2 separate regions of the Homo sapiens genome follow, and region 2 is linked to region 1. The links are chromatin loops, found by intact Hi-C in ENCODE. Cell type or tissue: sigmoid colon. All regions are shown on one strand.

Region 1 (2,500 bases):
TGCAGTGGCTCACGCCTGTAATCTCAGCACTTTGGGAGGCCGAGGTGGGTGGATCATTTGAGGTCAGGAGTTCAAGACCAGCCTGGCCAATATGGCGAAACCCCGACTCTACTAAGACTACAAAAATTAGCTGGGCGTGGTGACACGACGCATGCCTGTAATCCCAGCTACTCAGGAGGCTGAGGCACAAGAATCGCTGGAACCTGGGGGGCAAAGTGAGCTGAGATTGCACCACTCTCCAGCCTGGACAATGAAGCGAGACTCTGTCTCAAAAAACAATAATAATAATAAATACAAATAAAATAAATATTTTTAAAGAAACAAATTGTTATGCCAGTATGCAATATCAGGATATGATAGGAGGCGCCCTCACTGGAGCTGCCAGCCTGCCAGTGGTTTCTGGGAGGGAGGGTGGCGATTGTATAGTAGAGAGGATTGACCCCAGCAATCTTACCTCCACGCTTGCTTTCAGTACTGCCCTACATCATGATGTGCGGCAGCCGACATGGACTCGATTGAGAGACTGTGAGCTACATTGCTTATCTTTAACCAAACTAATCCTAACAGAATGGAGAGGCAACTTAAAAAGATTCTTGCAGAGGAACCACAAAGAGAAAATATTAATTACCAGCAATGAGTAGCCAACAAGAAAGAGACAAAGCTGAAATTCCCTTACTCCTAGTACTGGCCCTGTTAACAGTCACTTCTACAAGGCAGCAATAATGAACACAGATTTAGACCAGAAAAGAAGCCAACTGAACTAGTGTAAAATTGTCTGGAAGACTATTTGAAATAGAGATTTACGTAATTATTGATGGACTTTGGCCTTTATGACTTGAGATATTAATGACAGTAGAACTGCATGTAACTTATAAAATACATAAAGATAGATATATTGGGAGTACTGCTCAAGATTTTGTTACTGATATGAGTGTATATTCAACAAAGGCTGGGGCCACTGTGCCGGGGAAATGAATATAGGGTGGCCACACTGCCTGCTTCCCAGCCTTTTTCACACATGGCACACACGTTGTGTTTGTACTACATGCTGGGATAAGCTACTAGGCTATGGGAAGCTCAAGCCTTTGGTCACCCCAGGTCCCGCTCAGCCAGCCCAAGACTGAGGAGGTCAATATTTTCAGCACACCTATTACCAATTCAGGGCACACTCATATCCCATGTGAGGCACCCTGTAAGCGTACTGGTTGAAAACTCAGTTCTATAGACAGATTTAGGCAGGGTTAATTATTGAAGAATATAGCTATTTGGTGTGAATTGAGTTATCTCTATAGACAAAGGAAGAGAGTTGTGTGTGTGTGTGTGTGTGTGTGTGTGTGTTTTCAATAGACCTCTTAAGCGTCAGCCCAATAAAACTTGTTTGTATCGCAAGTGGGCTTATTGTCAGAGTTAAATATTTACGCTATCTCATTCTCTCAGATCTGATGAAGGAACAAACTTTATAAATATTCTCTTTCCTCTCCGTCAGCGAGCCAATTCCACTTCGGTCTGCCCAGCATTCGACACAGTGCTGCTGCTGACGCAGTAAGTGCTAATGTATGCTTGCCTAACGGATCAGCAAGCCATGGTAGAACCAACACCCTGCTCATCCGTCCTTACATTAGTATGTAGTTAGATCCTTTTCCTGTTCCTCCCAGGAGGTAATCCAAAACATTGCCACTGAATTTCCATCCCCAGTCCTAATCCCTGGCTGCTAATTCTTAGCTGACTTCCCCTCTTCCTTGATGAGGTCACCAAGGCCATCTTACAAAAGCTGTTTCAGGCCGGGCGCGGTGGCTCACGCCTGCAATCCCAGCACTTTAGGAGGCCGAGATGGGCGGATCATGAGGTCAGGAGATCAAGACCACACTGGCTAACATGGTAAAACCCCGCCTCTACTAAAAACACAAAAAATTAGCCGGGCATGGTGGCACACACCTGTAGTCCTAGCTACTTAGGAGGGAGGCAGGAGAATTGCTTGAACCCAGGAGGCGGAGGTTGCAGTGAGCCGAGATCACGCCACTGCACTCCGGCCTGGGCCACAGAGTGAGACTCCGTCTCAAAAAAACAAAACAAAAGAAAAGCTGTTTCAACACCAAATATGTCAACCTAAGCCATCCAGGAAAAAAATCTAAATTGTCTTTGACTTATTCTTTATTAACCAAGCCCACAGTCACTAAGGGATGCTTTGTTTCTCTCCTTTTCCCTCTTCTGCCCACACTGCCCAACTCACTAGTCAACTTGTGAGCATCCCAGGCTCACCCAGCATCAGAGCCTTGGCCCTATCTGTCTCCTCTGCTTGACCCAGGCTTACCCCAGATGTTTAGAGACCCTGCCTAAAGCCTCCTTCCTTCAGGTCTTCCCTCAAGTTCTTTCTCCAAGAGGCCTTCCTTAATTACCTTGAATATATATTGCAAAATGTACAGAAATTAACCCTTCTCCCTCACCTCCATACCCCCTTTCCCTGTTTTATTCCTTCTCTTTATCAGTTATCACTAAAATA
Region 2 (2,500 bases), 150 kb before region 1:
GAGTACATTTACATAGTTGTTTGATTCCATTTACATAAAGTCCCACAATCACTCTATGTACTGGGAATCACAACAGTGGTCTCCTATGTTGAGAATTGATTAAGAGTCACAAGGAAACAAGGAGTAATATTCCATTGTATTAACAGACCACACTGTTCATACATTCTCCTGTAAATGGACATTTATGTTGTTTTCAGTTTTTTTGCTATTGTGATTAAAGCTATTAGGTTGGTGCCAAAGTAATTGCAGTTTTTGCCATTACTTTTTAAATGGCAAAAACTGCAATTACTTTGGCACCAACCTAATACTGTAAGTATCTTTGAACTTACCAATCAAACATTACTACAACACTTGAATAAGAAACACTTCCATAGCATTTACAATTCTAAGTGCTTTCCATGTATTGACTTAGTTAATCCTCACAAGGATATAACCATGAGGTGCTATTACTATCCCTACTTTACAGATGAGGAAATAGAGGCACAGACTTCAGATAATTTGCCCAAGGTCCCACAGCTAATAAGGGGGCAGAATTAGGAAAGCCTGGCTGAGTCTATGCTCTCATCACTTGCTCAACTCTGCCTGGAATGCCCTTCCCGTACCCTCTACCGCCTCTGCCCAATCCTCCGGGTTCTCTGCTCCTTCCACACACCCCCATCTCAGGTCCCAGTCTTTTTTAGCATTCTTCACTTTTTCTGTTACAGATCCTCAGACAATGCTTCCTTGAAGAAGACTTGCCTGTCTAAACTGCCTTCCCATCCCAATCCCTGTTACCTTCTATCCTTTCTCTGCTTTGTTTTCATTTGTTATCTCTCTTCTTCCCAAGAATGTAAGCTCCATAAGAACAGGATCATATTTTGAATCCCCTAGAAAAGTGCCTAGTGTAATATTTGTTGAATGAATATGATCCCTGCAATTAAAAGCTAAATATATATATTTTTTTAACTAACAGATTACTGTAGTAGTTTCAAAGATGAATTTATGTTTCGGAGAAAATCAGTATTCTCTTGCCACATAAATTGTAGGTAATTATATTTCTATACCTGAATAGCTTTGCCAATGACTAAGATATTAATCTATTATATATTTATTAATCTATAGATCTTTAAAATTGATGCACATGTTTTATAAGCAATTTGATGAATTTTGATGACTACATACACCTGTATGTGTATGGATATCTGTAACAAATATCCAAGTAAAGATATAGAATATTCTCATTACCCCAGAAAGTTTCTTTGTGACTTCTAATCAATTCTCACCTCCGTAGGAAACCGCTGTTGTGATTCCCATCACCACAGACTGATTTTGGGACTTTATGTAAATGGAATCAAACAACTCTGTGAATGTACTCTGTGTCTGAGTTCTTTCAATCTACACAATCTTTTTGACATTAATCCATATTACTGCCTAGAAGAGTAGTTCACTCTTTGCATTAATGAATAGTATTCCATTGTATAAACAAACCACACTGTTTATACATTCTCCTGTGAATGGACATTTGTGTTGTTTTCAGTTTTCTGCTATTGCGATTTAAGCTACTATAAGCATTTTTTTTTAATTGTGATGGGGTTTCGCTCTTGTTCCCCAGGCTGGAGTGCAGTGGCAGCGATCTCAGCTCACTGCAGCTTCTGCCACGTGGGTCCAAGCGATTCTCCTGCCTCAGCCTCCCGAGTACCTGGGATTACAGGCATGTGCCACCACACCTGGCTAAGTTTCGTATTTTCAGTAGAGACGGGGTTTCACCATGTTGGTCAGGCTGGTCTCGAAGTCCTGACCTCAGGTGATCCACCCACCTCGGCCTCCCAAAGTGCTGGGATTACAGTCTTGAGCCACTGTGCCCGGCCAGCATCTTTGAACATATCAATTTGTAAGTTTTATCTTAATATTGTACAAGTCTTTTGGGGGGCTTATGTTGTCATTTCTCTTGGTAAATACCTAGGTATGAACTTGCTAGATTATAGAGAAAATCTATCTTTAATTTTATAAGAAACTGTCAAATAGTTTTCCAAAGTGGTGGTACTATTTATACTCCCACCATCAATGTATGAAATTTCCGTTGTTTTACGTCCTTGCCAGAATTTGTTGGTAGTCTTTTTTTTTTTTTGAGGCAGCATCTCACTGTGTTGCCCAGGCATACAATGGTGTGATCTCGGCTCACTGCAACCTCTGCCTCCCAGGTTCAAGGGATTTTCATGCCTCAGCATCCCAAGCAGCTGGGACTACAGAGGCGTGCCACCACACCCAGCTAATTTTTGTATTTTTAGTAGAGATGGGGTTTCACCATGTTGCCCAAGTTGGTCTCGAACTCCTGGCTTCAAGTGATTCGCCCGCCTCAGCCTCCCAAATTGCTGGGATTATAGGCGTGAGTCACTGTACCCAGCCTGTTGCCAGTATTTTTAGTTGTAGGCATCTTAGTGGGTGTGAGTGCTCGTTGGGGTTTTAATTTGCATTTTCCTGATAGTGTTGATGTTGAGGACATTTCTATGTGTTTACTGAG

The links. Hi-C counts contacts between places; a loop is a spot of excess contacts. Peaks named below come from ENCODE experiments on the same cell type or tissue, not always from the same donor. Only the 100,000 strongest peaks of a DNase experiment are listed, where the experiment ranks them.
Region 2: it touches region 1 in a loop (2.4-fold over the local background); 3 of 110 quality-filtered maps call a loop at or near these places.

Annotation. Positions count from the first base shown.
Region 1 is chr13:33,196,110-33,198,609 of GRCh38, forward strand. The region is part of intron 1 of STARD13 (StAR related lipid transfer domain containing 13); the gene reads right to left. Among named protein-coding and RNA genes, the nearest start is that of STARD13-AS, 80 kb to the right of the region's middle. RefSeq lists a silencer at 1-127. In sigmoid colon, no CTCF peak of the experiment used is centred here; a DNase peak (open chromatin) is centred at 1,518; H3K27ac peaks cover 1,231 bases.
Region 2 is chr13:33,041,135-33,043,634 of GRCh38, forward strand. All of the region lies in intron 1 of KL (klotho), which reads left to right. Among named protein-coding and RNA genes, the nearest start is that of KL, 26 kb to the left of the region's middle. In sigmoid colon, no CTCF peak of the experiment used is centred here; no DNase peak of the experiment used is centred here.